2 separate regions of the Mus musculus genome follow, and region 1 is linked to region 2. The links are chromatin loops, found by intact Hi-C in ENCODE. Cell type or tissue: heart. All regions are shown on one strand.

Region 1 (8,000 bases), 52 kb after region 2:
GGCTAGAAGTCACATAAGCAATGGCCCAAGCTTCTGACCTTCAGGCTAAACTCCTCCGCAGTTACCTAGCAACAGTGAACATCATAAAAAGGGCTGTTCAGCCCCACCTCACTCTCTCACTTCTCACTGCTCTTACCTCTTACTCCTCACTCTCGCCCTCTCTCTCCCCTTTGTCTTCTCTCCTCTCCTCTCTCCCTCTTACTCTTTCTCTCTAGTCTTCTCTCTCTCTCTCTCTCTCTCTCTCTCTCTCTCTCTCTCTCTCCCCCCTACCTTCTCTCTTTCCCCCTGCCTTTCTATAATAAAGCTCTAAAACCATAGAGAGTCTCTGCTCATCAAGATCCGCTGCACACTCTGGTCAGTGTTGGGAACCTCTTCCCTCTCCCTCTCTCCTATAACCCCGGGGGCTTTAGCAGATAGGGCTGCCCCTTGGCCACCCCCTGAGTGGGTCAGAGGCTTGAATGCCCACCCAGGGATGAGTGGAAGGTAAATAGCAGCCCTCCCACACCTGACAGACCAGAGAATAGGTAAACCTCTGGTGGGGTGTGGGTTTTCCCTTCCCCCTCCCCCCCCAAGGCCCCTTATTAATTCCAGACTGTCCATGTACTTTTTTCTTTCATTATTAAAAGTAAAGAGCATGGCTGTGCAAGTATCTTTATGTATTTATAAATTTTATAGGAAAATTTTCTGAAGAGAATTGCTGAATCAAACAACCTAGTTTTGGCAGTGGACAAGCAGAGAATATCCTCACACTGTGGGCATCACCATGTATCACACTCTTAATAAAAGGAACACATTTGCTCTCCTCCTAGTCAGACACATGTAGGGTACTGTACGGCCCTCCATGGGCATCAGTCCTACGACTTTAAAGATCAAAACAGTATGTCCAAAGCTCGAAGATGCATGGGCCTAGAGGGCTCATTTATTTCATATATAACAAAGTACACACATATACAAAGAGACACATACAATTTAAGTAATAATATCATAAGTTTTTTTTTACTTTAAAAACAGGAAAATTCAAATAATAAAGTTGGCTTTTTTGCTTATGCGATTCACAAAAATGATAGTAATTCTTTCTGCTCTTTGGATTGTTTCACTTTGGTCTGCGGGTGGCACGTTGGTTTTAGTTTGTGTGGCTTGGTATTTTGAGATAAGGTGTCTAACATTTGGCCCAGGCTGGCCTAGAGCTTGTAATGTCACTCGGGATGACCTTGAACTTCCCATTTCCCTGCCCCCACCTCCCATTTCCCTGCCCCCACCTCCCATTTCCCTGCCCCCACCTCCCATTTCCCTGCCCCCACCTCCCATTTCCCTGCCCCCACCTCCCATTTCCCTGCCCTTACCTCCCATTTCCCTGCCCCCACCTCCCATTTCCCTGCCCCCACCTCCCAAGTGCTAGAACTTCGTGTCTGCACCACCACACCTAGTTTCTGTGCTGCTAGGACTCGAACCCATGGCCTTGAGTGTGGAAGACTGAGCACACTACCACCCAAGCCACATCCCCAGCTCTTCTTTATGCTTTCTAACATGAGAGGTTAAGTAGAATTCTTAAATACCATTGATAGGAGCAAAGTTTAGAAGGTTAACCTGGAATCATGAAGCAAAATCTGTGTATAATAAATACAGCAAGTCTACATTTAAGTAAACAAATAAAAACACACAAAAATGTTAACCACAGAAATGCTTATAATCTTTTTAAAAGTTATGTAAATAGTTATCAATAGATTATCAGTCAAACATGACAAGTAAATGCAGGGAGAAAAACAATATACCGACCATGAAAAGGATTACAGGTGATTTTATGTATGCTTAGAGGAGAGGAGTGTGTATAGGCAGCGATGGAAATCATTTTGAAAGGACTCTTTAAATGTTAACAATGTGCTCATTGGTAACATGCTTGTACAGGCCAAGTTTTCTATCTTGTTTACAGTTTTCAGTATCAACACACAATGTGGTATTTTAAAACTTGTACTAACCTACAATGAAAAAAACACATTTTTATATTTACTAAGACTCTAACATTTACACAATATCTTTTTTCTACTAGTTTTCCATGATTAATGTATATGTACTTCTTAAAGGAACAATAAATTACTTCAAATAATGAGCCCACTGGCAGTGTGAGGCCCACTGGCCATTAGCATCCCTTAGTTATCTGGTCCTCCGGCCCCTCCTTCCTGAGTTCCTCCATACACATCACACATATTACCCAGGGTAATTTCTTGCAAGGGAACAAAGCTTCAGTTCTATGAAAATACTGCCAATTACCAATTACCAACTGACAAATAAAACTCAGGCTCTTTACTCCAATGAGCAGCTTCTGTTGTTCTAAAGAAAATAATCAGCACATGTATAATAGAATGCATTTGGAGAAATCGCAACTTTTTAAACAAAACTTCACAGCATCTGTTTAAGTGTTAGATGCCTATAATAATGTCCTCAGGTTGGCACATCAGTCTTCCTTAATTTAAAAAAAAAAAAAAAAACACCTGGATTCTGGAGCAATGATACCCACACGAGTCACCAAGGAGGACGCTGCCAACATTGCCCACGTCCTTGACCCACCCATTCTGAGACACGTTCCCCCGAAATTTATAGAACTGAGAAGGCAAGAAGTGTGTGTCAACACTGCCTTGAAGTGATATTACTCACCCACCCAGTCAGATGGGAGGCGCTGGCTCGAGAGCAAGTGATTTCCAGGAATAATTTGAAGAAAGCTAGTTGCCTTCTGAGGCTTTCTGAATAATAAAATGTATTACAGGAATTCTGATACATGGCATGCAGGATAGGCCACAAGGAAAACACGGCTGAGACCAGGCAATGAAGGCACCTGAGTGGGTCCCCTAGCAAGCCTTTAGGTCCTCATCTTGCTCCAGAACGCCACAAGGACTCTTTCAAACTTCTTACAGAGAGCTCTGCCTATCTCCAATTACAGGTTATACATTTGGATTTATTTCTAAAACTTTCTTTCCTAACACACGCAGTTTATATGTTTGGTATCTAAAGATGATATATCACACACTGTGTGGCAGCCGTTATCAGCCTAAAGATTGAAAAATGTGTCACAAAAGGCTTCCACTAACAATAGGAACAGTGGAGTCTGTTGTTTTAAAAATATTACTGCCTGGCCAGGGAGATGGCTCAGCAGTTAAGAGCACTTAACTGCTCCTGCAGTAGACCCAGGCTTGGAGCCCCATGCCAGCATAGAAGTTAACAACTGTCTTTAACTCCACTTCCTCCTTCTGTTCTTCACAGGCTCCAGACATTCATCATACAACATTCAAGCAAAAACACTCATACACACGAGGGGGGGGGGGGGGAGCGGAGAGGGAGGGGGAGGAAAACACATAAGACTCTAAGACTTATCAGTCTTTTTTTTTAAGATTTATTTATTATATGTAAGTACACTGTAGCTGACTTCAGATGCACCAGAAGAGGAGGGCAGGGTGTCAGATCTCTCATTATCGGTGGTTGTGAGCCACCATGTGGTTGCTGGGATTTGAACTCAGGACCTTCAGAAATGCAGTCAGTGCTTTTAACCGCTAAGCCATCTTCCCAGCTCAAGTTATCAGTCTTGAAAGAATGGATAAAAGCTACTTCTAAAAATAGTTAACAGTCCTCTATTCTCTTACTTTAAATTCTTTTAATTTTATGCTGCATACACAGAAAAATAAGTCAGATTGCAAATCTACCCAGTTCTAATGAATATCTGCAGAAAAACCACTTTAAAACCAACTGCTTCCAAACTAGCTCTTACTTCAAGTAATTGTTTGGCCCTCTGAATTCTGTTGTGTGCTGCACATGGAGACAGCATAACTGACTTATGACAACCAGTCTGGTTTGGTCCAGCGTCCACAGGGTTAGAAATCAAATTGAGGGGTGGGGCCGGAAGCCTGGTCTGGTCTGGAGTCATATACTCCACTCTCTCCTTAATTAGTGTTGCAAGTTCCCAGTTTCCTATCACGTGGGCTCACTTTACTATCCCGACAGTTTACTACCCAGCAAAGCATGACTTGGCTTGCTCTCTCAGAGATTAGTCAGCAACATACTTAGGACGGGAAGCTATCACACCGCTTTCTAGTGCAGAATTCTTGGCTAAGTTTCAGGCCTTCTATTAACATTATGTAAGTGAAAACACACAACTTGGTTTTTTGGGTTTTTTTTTTTTTAAGTTCCTTTTAGAAAAGCCTTGAAGGAAGAAAGGAAGAAAGGAAGAAAGGAAGAAAGGAAGAAAGGAAGAAAGAAAGAAAGAAAGAAAGAAAGAATGAATTAATTCAGTAAAGTCCATTCAAGCTCAGCCACCTTGATCTGTTTCACTTTCCCAGGCAACTGTAAGGACAAAGGAGAAATTGGTCTTAGAGGCCAACCCTGTTTGACTCTAGAATGCACAAATTTGACTTTGCCACATTAAACAGATGTTCTGCTTGCCTTAACGTGCTGTTTAAATGGACCAGCCACAGGCACTCGTGTGGTAGCCTTATGCACTTGGCCTTCAGAACAGGTCTAGAATGTAGTTACCTCCCATCACTGCCGCAGTCAGCACTCAGTCCTGCAGCCAGTGTCCTGCCTGGTTACACATGCTGTCCCCTGTCACCGTTCTCCTTGCTCAGAGCACTCGCTGCTACCACCTCCCTCCCTCCACGCCTATCCCAGTTTCAGTCCTGTGAAACTAACTTATCCAACCTTCCATCTCCCCACCCCCACCGCTGCTGTAGTTAGGAGCTATACGGTCACACAAAGGCCCATACCTAAAAGGCGCTGCGGAGATGGGGTGTCATGAAAGGCCTTCACTGGAGGCAAGCCTCTGATGGTCAAACTGGTCCCTGGGTCTGTTTCCTGCTGCCTCTTGCCCATTCCTGCCTGATATGAAAAGGCTCCTCTGCCATACATGCCACAGTGTTTCAAACAAGAGGATGGACTGATGATATCACCACAGCTGGAAGCAAATCTCCTCCCTCAGCCCGGAAAGCTCGCAGCCTGGAGGCTATGGCAGGAAAACTCGAGTTCTAGGCAAAGCTGGATAACACAGCAAGAGAGCTGTTTTAAAGAAAGGAGCCTGACTCTCTTGAGGCGCTCTGTTACAGTAATGGTAAGTTGGCCAACAGACTGTGCCATCGCCACCAGCCTGACCACAAAGCCACAGAACTGCGTGGACTTGGAACTTACGGCAGGCTGCTTCCTGGTCCTCTGTCCTTACATCTCCCCAGGGGATATCAGCCCTGATGCCTGTTTAAAATTGCAATCCTCCGTTCTCAGTTACATACCCAATTCCGCTCTGTCCTGTGGACTATCGTGGTTTCACAGGTAGCAGCCTGGGGTCTGAGCTGCTGCTGTCAGAACACTAGCTCTGTGCGGAGGACAGTAGGTATACTTAGCTTTAGGGGCGGATGCTATCCTAGAACTAGAAGAATGTCTGAAGCAGGGCCATCGTTGCTACGGGATAAGCACACAGGGTTCCGGGTGACTGCAGTGTCACACAGAAGCCCACCTATAAAAGGCCACAACAGGCAGATTCCGAGTTCATGCAGCTGACAAGTGTAAGGTCCCAGAACTCTTCCATCTCAAAGCAACATCCGAGGCTGCCTAGTGTGAAAGAGTGCGCTCTGTGCATCACATGAGAGTCAGATGGCCACCATCTTCTGTAGCTTCATTTTATGGAGGGCTCATCTTTGGGGCTGCAGCCCTTTTTTAAAATAAGAGCTATATAAAGTACAGGTTTTTGGTTGTTAAACTACAGTATTCTCAACCTTCTTTCCACAAGTCCCAGCAGGTTAGTCCAGAACAAACCTTTAGGGAATTATTAAGGCAGAATTTCAGAACGAGTCACAGTTAAGATAATAAAAACTTCAAAGCCCTGGAGGTAATGATCCCACCGTCCAGTGTGCGATGCTCAGATGCACAAGGACCAGCTGGGTCACAGGTCTGATCCCCGCCTCTTCTGCCCACCTGTCTGGGGTTAACAGTAAATCGGACCCATCCATTCCCCAAATGTGTTCCAACATTTGCAATCAATAAAGTTAATGATAATGAAAGCCACCTGTATGTTTATATTTGTAAGATAGGGCTACTTTATGCCCTACCTGAAGGTTTAGATTTTGTGTAGATGTCTTTCTGAAGAAAGAGAGGCCACTGTTTTACTGAGGGGCAGCTAGTCTACAAAGAACTGTCCACAGACTATATAGAGCTTTGCTGGCAGACAGGCCATTTCTAAGGAGCTGGGACCCAGTCATTTCTTCTCTCAGAGCCTGCAGAACTATCTGTGGACCACAAGCTTACACAGCCCCTGGGAGAATCACTGTCTCCCCAGGGTACTTTCTACTCACTGGCTGCCAGTCTCTGAACTCCTCTGTGGGGTCAGTTCAATCCTGGCCATGAATACAGACAGAGAGAAAATGTGTGAGAACTGAGGGAGGAGCCAGTTTCAAAAGCCAAAAGCACTTGCAGCTGAGCATAGAACAAGACTCACCTTTAGACATGAGCTTTTCCTAACCAAAACGCACATTTCAGAGCAGCGGTTAGACTACACGCTGACAAATATACTACTTCTTTTGTTTTGTTTGGGTTTTATTTTTATTTTTTGCTTTTTTGGGGGGTGGGGGGCACCACATGAGTCAAGGTTTCTCTGTGTAGTTGTGGCTGTCCTTGAACTAGCTCTGTAGACCAGGCTGGCCTCAAACTCAGAGAGATCCCCTTGTCTCTGGCTCCCAAGTGCTGGGATTAAATGCACCACCTCACCTGGGACAAATCTACTTCTGATTCATATAAATAAAAGGTCAAACCAAGCCCTCACCTGGGGCCTCAGGCTTGCTAAGAACACAGTAAAGTTTTTCTGGTTACAAACAGCTCCAAGGGAAAGGAGAGATCCAGACTCCAATCTTAATTACATACAAATGGAAGACAGACCAAAACTCCCCAGCAAAACAGAGTGTCAGGAAAAGGAGGCGGCAGGAGGGGCTTTGAAGGACGAAGGCGTCCTAGCTTGCTTTCTGCTGGTGAGGAACACCAGGACCAAAGCAAGGAAGGGAAGAAAGGGTTTGCTCGGCTCACACATTTAGGTCATCATCCATCATGGAGGGAAACCAAGGCAGGAGCCCAGGACAGGAACTGAAAGACGCCACACAATGGAGAAACACTTTTTACTGGATCGCCCAGGTACCTCTCTTACACAGCCCAGCCTGCCTGCTTAAGGAAGGCACTGCCCACAATAGAACACACCCTCCTGTATTAATTAGCAACTAAGAAAATTCCTGACAGAGATGGCCACAGGTCAATATGACCTTGGCAATAATTTAACTGAGGTTTCCTCTTCCCAGGTGACTCCAGGTGACCTGACAGCTGTGTCGATTTGGAGGAGGTTGCCTAATTGGTAATAAGATGGGCCTGGTGGCACAGGTCCGTAAATCCCAGGCTTAGAAAGGAAAACTGGATGTTCAAGACCTTCCTGAGTAACTTCAGAAGACCATTTCTCAAAATAAGTTTTTTGTTTGTCTGCTTGTTTTATTTTTAAAGAGGCCCGAGTATCTAGATGTCACATCTCTGACCTTAGCACTCAAAATGTAGAGGCTGCCTGATCCCAGCCAGTTTGGTCCCATCCGGTCTACAGAGTATTCCATACCTGTCAGCCTACACAGTGAGCCCCTATCCCAATCAATCAATCAATCAATCAAAATTAAGAGAACAGGCCACCCTGTTCAGTAGTAATTTCCCTAGTACCCATGTACTCTGGCTTCGATCTCCATTCCCACACAGAACTAGAAATAGACTCAGATACATCCATAAGTCTCAGCCCGTCACATACCAGTTTAAAACCTGTTTAAACCAGTTTAAAACCACATTAGAAGCAAAATTAAGTAAAAGAGAATGTGGGTTTCTAAAGTTTCCTCTTTCAATACACACTTCATTTTAAATAAAACTTATCATCTCTTTGGGCAGTAAACAGCAAATGAAATTTAAAACAAATTGAAAATTAATGAATTCACATTTCAGCTTAGAGTGTGCTT
Region 2 (8,000 bases):
GAGTAGGCAAAGGGTTAAAAATGACTTTTCCCATATATGTCATTAAAATGAACAGAGATCCAGATGTCATTGGAGAACTACTCAGGCTGATGGAAATCCTTCAACAGCAAGAGCTCTTCCAGACCTTGTCCCAGATCAGAATAACTTGGCGGTGGGAGAGGATGTTTAAAGCTTTCATCACTTGTAGGGGCTGTCTAAGTGGTCAATAGAGCACGCCTATAAACTGCAAAAGCTTATGTGAATCTCACTTTCCATTTTCAGAAGCATCCCAGTTACAGCAAGATGCCAGTGGTATTTCCTGGATTGTCAGAAAGCAGGATATAATAGAGAGATGACCCTTCCCAAAATCACAATGTGTCTGTCCTTAGGACAAGGTCACAGCTGTATAAACGTGACCCCTTGTAGGGCAGAGTGGAAACTCACATACACACCCAGTAGCCCCGTCTGTGCAAGGAAATGTCTAGTGAAAAGAGATCAATGGGCTTTTGGATTCCCTGAACAGACAGATCAACAAGGCACTGGTGTCTTCAACCCCGGCACCAATGTAAGCAGCGGGCCATTTGACTTCGGAGTGCTAACTGGGCTCTGGAAGGTTTTCCTGAGGTCCAGTGCATGCACACCACTTCATCAGCAATATTTGAAACCGCTGTGTAAAATGTACATCTTTGGACGACTGGAAATGGCTAGGGCATGGAGAGTGACTGTCAGAAGCAGCAAGGGAGGAAACAAGCTTGCTTGGCTAGAGAAAGAGCTGGAGAAAGTTCCAGATAAACACTGAGTCCCAAGGGCAACATGTGTTAGTTGGGAAAGACGTGGAACTCTGGAAGGAAGAAAAGAGAGGAGGAAGGAAGGAGGCTGGGGAGTTTGAAAACATCTTTTCCAGCTCCCCAGAATCTTCTGGAAGACAAAGTTAGGAACAGAAGGGAGTATTATTCAGCCCATGTCAAGAGGCATGAAAGTAATACAGACTCTAGATTAAAAACTGGAAGACATAGTTCTTAAAATGCTTTATCAAACAGGAAGGCTTAGACACTCTCTTTCCAAAGCCAGTGTTACACTAACATGAAAACCAGTATGGAAATTAATAGTTCAATTTCCTTGATGCACTCAAATACAAAAGTCCTCAACAAATGTGAGCAAACCAAGGGATTGTAGGGCCAGTACAGGGGTTAAAGGCGTTTACTATCAAACTGAGGGACTGCAGGGCCAGTACAGGGGCTAAAGGCACTCACTAGCAAACTGAGGGACTGTAGGTAGGGCCAGTACAGGGGCTAAAGGCGCTTACTATCAAACATCTAATGGCTTGAACTTGATCCCCAATATGCTCATTCTCCAAGAAACCACTCCCCCAAATTGTCCTGTGAGCTACACGCGTGCACGCACACACACACACACACACACACACACCAATAAAAATATTTACAAACTGAATTTAAAACATTAAAAGGATACAGGATGACTTGTCAATATAAGTATATCCATAGATCCAAAGAACAAATAAAATAAATCACACAATCATTATGGAGAAAGGGCCTTTAATGTATTTCTATTGTTTTCGAAGTATGTCTTGAAGATAGTAGTAGTATACATGAAGACCCCTGACACTGATGCTCAAATATGCTGCTTCATGCAGCATGTGAAAGAAGGTTCTCGAAAAGAAGCTGCATCTCCACGAAACATGCTGCAAAGAGAGTTAACTGGATGAAAATGGCCCCAAAGACTCACAGGGCGTGGTCCTGTTAGGAGGTGTGCTCTCTCTGGAGTAGGTGTGGCCTTGTTAGAGGAAGTATGACACCAGGGTGGGCTTTCTTGCTGCCTGCTGATCCAGGTGTATCTTCGGCTATCTATTTCTCCAACACCATGTGTGCCTTGGCGCCACCGTGCTTACCCCTGTGATGATAATGGGCTAACTCTGAACTGTGAGCCAGACCCAAGTAAATGGTTTCCTTTATAAGAGTTGCTGTGGTCATGGTGTCTCTTCACAGCACTAGAAACCCCAACTAAGACACCAACCAAAAGGCTAACAGTGTCATTACGTAAGGTGGGAGGCCTCCAGCAGAAGTACCTCCACTCTGCTTCAACCTGCCCACCTAATGTCCCCAGCAATGTCTGTGAAAGGTGTCTTGATTTATGGCTTTGTTCTGTTAGTACAAAGGCTTTGTTAAACTGCTTCCGTGTGAGAACAAGTAATTTGAGGTAACCTAAATGTGTCCTCGGGCCACGCTCATTCATATTTGTCTACAGAATAAGCTTTCTCCCTTTGAGGTCAGAACTGTAAGTTTTTGCTCAACCATCACACGTCACTGTTTGTTTCTGGACTGCAATGCAGCTTTGTTCCTAAGTTATAGTCTCTTGTTATGAAGCCTGGAGGTTTAGAACCAACTCCATGCTGAGTTTAACTGCTCCTCAGTAATACATCCAGCACAGATGATTTCATTATGGAATGTGGCCTGGCTACTTTGCAGTATTTTCTGAGGCATAGGAAGCTTTTATCATAAAAATCAAAACAACATTAATCTGCAAACGTGTCACTTTACTTTCACTGCCAAGGAAAAAAGATAAAAAGAAGAAACAAACTGAGATAAGGCAAACCTATACCAAAAACCTCGACCAAAACAACAATCAAAGCAGCTCCCTCCGTCCCTCCCCTCGGGGCAGTCGGGTTTAGGAGCTGAGGTTTCAGAGTCTACTTTACTTAATTGCTAAAGGCAAGAGCACAGCAGGGGGTTTGAACCTCCTTCTTTGTGGCTCCCGGCTCTGCTTCTGGCGAAAGCAATCTTTAAATTCAGTGCTCTCAAACAGGCCCCACAGGCCCCACCGGCCCCTTGCTGTTCAACTTGGAGAAGATTTAAACTGGTAAAGAGCAGGCCGCTGTCTGCAGGACAGGTGAGACGGGCTCAGATTTCACAGCTGGCTGGGAGGCGAGCTAACACAAAGCATCGCAGGGGTGTTTTCACACCTTTATAAACAGTCTGTGTTTAAACACCACCCGTACAGTGCTTCTTTCCCAGTCCCTCAAAGCTGGCCACTGCTGTGTGTTTAATTACACTCCTAAATCTGAAAAAATCAAAACAGCCAGCAAGGTTGATCTGCATTCTTTGGCTGGAGCCGCCGCGTGTGCAAAGCCAACCTGCCCGGGCTCCTGTTTCTACTTTCCTCAGTGCAGCCTGCAGCCCAGCCAAACCTCCTCCTGGAGGGCGGCGAGCACAGAGCACAGAGCACACCAACTGCCGGCGCGAGGAAGCAGTCTTCCCCACCACACACTGTATTGAGAGCCATCTCTTGGCAATGCAAACATGTTTCTGGGCTTAGTGCCACTCAGACAACACACACACACACACACACACACACACACTGACAGAGAAACCGGTTTGGTCTTGTTCCAGGGCTCAGTCCAAACAACCGAAGTTAAATGTAGCTTTCATTGTTGATGCCTTTCTGTGTCAAATATCAATCTTTCCGCAAAAGCAGCAGGGACGGATGTAGCTATGAAGAAGGTTTTCCCTCCCCCACTCTAAAGAGGAAAATATATTTCACTCTCTAAGGGAGCATTTGCTAAAGAAGGAAGCAATGAAACAGAGGCCACAATGTTTTAGAATTTTAAAAAATAACACCAGCTGTGGCGCACGCCTTTAATCCCAGCACTTGGGAGGCAGAGGCAGGCGAATTTCTGAGTTCGAGGCCAGCCTGGTAAGTTCCAGGACAGCCAGGACTACACAGAGAAACCCTGTCTTGAAAAAACAAACAAACAAAAAAATACAATTCATGCTAGGGCTGTCAACTTTCCCAGGCAGAGTAACCCCAGAGAACAGTTAAGCCCCAAACTTGCTACAGAGCTGATGGGAAAAGCTGTGAAGACCCGCAGAGCCTCTGCACCCCTCCCAGGGCAGGCCCTTGCTCTCCAGCATGATGCAGGTCCACCACAAGGAAGAGAAATGGCATACAAAGGCACAGAGGCATGCAGCCTAGAGCAAACTGCTGCAGGTCTCCCTTGCCGGCTCCAAACACTCCAACACCACACTGTATTATCAGAAACAAACAAATCAAATGTCTCCTGACCACTCCCCACCCAACGTCTGCCCAGGTGAGGCTGCCCATGAAGGTGGGACCAAGCAGGGTGGGTAGTTAGTGATCTGGGCACTTCCTCCACACTAAGGCAGAGTCACTTTAACCAGTGTAAGAAATACGCAAAAGGAAAGAACAAATGGATCTACAGCGCTGCTGTCATGCTTTCCATGATAAGATTGTAACAAAAAATTAACTTGACTACTTATTTTTAAAAATCTTCTTAAACTTGAAAATACTAACTAGTATGTATAAATGTGAAGTGACTTCATCTGACATGAAATATGAACTCTGAGAGCTCCAGGGAAGTCTGTACAATACTTCTTTCCTGCATTGGATTTTGTACATTGACCAATACAAAAGCACTTAATAAAAATATCCTTGGTGCTCCAGACTTAAAACTGCTCACAGGTTCCCTCCCTCATGGCTGCTCTGGTGTAACTGTTCCTGGAATCCATGCACAGAGGCCTTCAGTCCTTGGTTGCTCGGGGTGGCACTACTGGGAGGTGCCGCCCACACAGAGCCCATGGATGAGTGCTAGACCGCTTCACAGACTGCCCCAGACAGAATTATGAGATGCTGACCCTATCTATCTATCTATCTATCTATCTATCTATCTATCTATCTATCTATCTATCTTGCCTTTTCCCTTTCTGCTTCCTGGCTGGTGATCTGAGCTGCTCCACCCCACCCTCCACCCACAGCCCAAAGCATGGAGCCAGCTGACCCTGCACTGACCTTTTTTCTTTACAAATTAACTCGGGTTATTGTGTTAGAGCAACAGAAACTGGCACCCAGATCTAAGGTAGGACTGTCAACTGAGCTCTGCTAAAGTCAGTTATGGCCAGACGGTGCGCAGCAGTCCGTGAGGTGTGAGGGGAAACTGCTCGCTCTCTGTTGTTGGTGCTAACTTATCTTCCCTCACTGTCCCGAGCTCTCAGTGGATACAAAGCAAATGGCAGGAGCACACCTCTGTTGTTCAAGCATGCAAACTCAGTATAAGCTGCCGAGATTGAATGTTAATTAAAAATAAAATCAATTAGTAATAATTAGCAAACCATAAGTATTCCATCAGAAGTTTGGGTGAGTCACTGCAGGTCTGAGATTTTCATCTACTCGACTTCCACAGACAATTCTTCTCAGCACCTCTCCTGAAACTCAGGTCACACAGACCACTTCAGACTAACCCAGAACAGAACAGGTCTGAGGAAGGACAGACAAGACTGCCAAGAGACGAGAGACACACAGCTAACTTCTCCAAGCCTGTGGCTCTTGACACCGAGTGTTCACACAGTCCGACTCTGACAGAGGAACGCAGGTGTCCAGCTGCTTCCTGTCCCCCTCAGTGATGCAGTCAGTGTGCAGCTCTGAGAACCATGCCTTCATATAATGGGGTTACTTTCTTTCAAAATGCTGTCCCAGAACATAAAATATCTTAGGCAAAGAAGAAATGCACGCATAACAGTATCCTTAATCAGCAAGGCCATGTAGCAAAACGTAGCTGAATATCTACAGTGCCCTGGGGGCCCCTTGAAGGACACACAACCTGTATCAGAAACGCAAATCTTTCATGTACCAGAAAGAAAGGTTCATTGACAGTGAACATCACACCTAAGAGCATCACATCATGTCTCTCTGCACCGTGGCAGATGAACCCATGAATTTCTCATTAACGGCACTATTACCAGTCATTAGGCACCGGAACATCATGAGGTATTGCAAAGATACAGTCTCCTCTTAGCCGAGCACCAATTTCACCAGGAAGCATTGCTGCTGTCTCCACTTTACAGGCTGGGTAATAGGCTGGCCTCCTTCCCGTGCTTATGCATGTGAAAGAGCTAAGAGTAAAGAAGCCCCACCCTGCCCCAGGTGTGAAGCAAAACTAAGACACCTAGCTCGGACAACTTCCCTGTCTCTAGTAACGTATGCCACCGGACCTGGAAATCAACTCAACCACCCAGAAGAACCTGCCGTATTCATAATGGACCATGGGGCTTAGTTTTGACAAGTGCAAAACAGGTTAATTTTTGCTAAAACATTTCGAGTTTGGCAGTGCTCTACTGCTCTGTCAAAGGTTAAACAGTATTCATCTAGCTGATCAGTGAGGAGTCCGGGACTTCCTTCTCAAGCACTAGTTTCTGAGTCACAAGGCTGCCTACACAACAACACTGCAGTAAGGGTGGGTGTGCGATGAGGAAGACAGGATGGTGTTTTCACAGCCCTCAGGTCTCCATGAGTGGCCAGCTGGCCTTGCTTACGCTGAGGCGCACCAGGCTTTGCAGCCGGTTAGCAGCTATCCTCGCTGGCCAGGCTCTGGCTTACTACAGTGCTCTATTCTAACCGAGTTTTACAGCAGCAACTGCATTGGTATCATGTTGCTTCAAATACTTCTTCTCTGCCCTTTGAAGTATTGCCAGCCTCATGCTCATGAATAAAGGCCTTCCTTCAGTTCGCTGCAGAGAAATTGTCAGCCAGTCACCAAATTATCAGTTATCACAGGCACAGGCAAGCTGAACAGAGCTGTATTCAAAGCGCCTCTGAACCTGCCCGACCACTAAGCATAATTTGTGCCTTTATTCTACCTTCACTTGAGAGATGGAGAGTGGGAAGCCATGTTCCACCAAAGGGCCTTTGTCAAGTGTCACACTCATCAAGCATTTCAGATAGAACTGCAGGTCATTATATATCATGCTTGATACAGTCATTTTGCTGATAACCCAGTCCTTTACAAAGACTGACAGTAGCCTTGTACATCCATTCCACAAATCCAGTTTCAAATATCAAAAAAACAAAACCAAAACAAAACAGAAACAAAAAATAAAAACCCCAAAACATTATAGCTCATTTTAGGAACTTGAGGATGACATCTATTAACTGACAATCACAACATAGCTCGTCTTTTCTCGGTTCTTGTTGTGTGAAAGGTACTGTGTACCGAATACCGTGGGAATGCCATCTCACTTGGATTTCAAATAAAAATCAGCTAGGCAGGTCATCCTCAGACGTCATCTATTCCCCATCACACAAGGCACAGTCTTGATCTGCTTAAAATCAGGCACATCTTATAACCAATCAACTTCCTGCACGTTTATCAGCTAGTTCCTCTCTGTGAGTCAATGGACAACAGTGCCATTGTAATGCAATGGTGCCTTAGCCTTAGTCATGGTTAACACAGGTCCAAGCCCCCAGCAAGTGTGTGACTCTGCATTCCTCTGGCTAGAAGATGGTCTGATACAGTTTAACGAGACAGACAAGCTCTCATCCATCCAGTACTTGGCATCCATTAACAGCGAGTCATCACAACCTGGCATGCTGGGCATCAAAGACGTTAGAACCAGCTCACTAGGGGCCTTGGGTACCCAAGAAACCAGATGCTCAGCTGTGCTGACTTTCTTCAGCTTTTATTGATATACAGTAATTGTATAAAGCAACTGCTATACTTTCTTCCATGTATTTCTTTACTTTGATCATACTTCCTGCCCCAGACCTGTCATTATTCTCTAGTTTCCTTCTTCCCACTGGTCTGTTCTCCTTTAAGCGCAGATTTTCACATGAGGGGAAACGTGATGTTTGTCTATATAAATTTTGCTATATAAATTTTGCTTACTTTACCCAACATAGTCTACACTCCAGACCACATTCGTGCAAAAGTTCCGGTTTTGTTCTTCTGGCCCAATAACACTCCTGTATGTACATAGACTAGTCTGCTTCACTGACCCCTCCACTGATGGACTCCAGGGCTGACTACCTAGGAAGCAAGGAAATTGGTGCGTGCTAACCTGGAGTTCTCAGGTACATACCGAGGAGTGGTTCTCAGCCTTACAGATTTTTGATGTGTTGTGGAATTTCCATATGCCCCCATTCAAGGGCACAACTATGGGGTCATACAGCCTTGCTATGTCTTACCTTTGGAATTGAAGAAAGAAACTTAGCCG

Evidence for each region. Peaks named below come from ENCODE experiments on the same cell type or tissue, not always from the same donor. Only the 100,000 strongest peaks of a DNase experiment are listed, where the experiment ranks them.
Region 1: a loop joins it to region 2, with 2.3 times the contacts of the local background. A loop is called at or near these places in 3 of 42 quality-filtered maps.

What each region holds. Positions count from the first base shown.
Region 1 is chr3:9,569,831-9,577,830 of GRCm38, forward strand. All of the region lies in intron 1 of Zfp704 (zinc finger protein 704), which reads right to left. Among named protein-coding and RNA genes, the nearest start is that of Zfp704, 36 kb to the right of the region's middle. In heart, no CTCF peak of the experiment used is centred here; a DNase peak (open chromatin) is centred at 3,991; H3K27ac peaks cover 636 bases.
Region 2 is chr3:9,517,380-9,525,379 of GRCm38, forward strand. All of the region lies in intron 2 of Zfp704 (zinc finger protein 704), which reads right to left. Among named protein-coding and RNA genes, the nearest start is that of Zfp704, 89 kb to the right of the region's middle. In heart, a CTCF peak has its summit at 3,194; a DNase peak (open chromatin) is centred at 3,242; H3K4me3 peaks cover 800 bases; H3K27ac peaks cover 1,804 bases.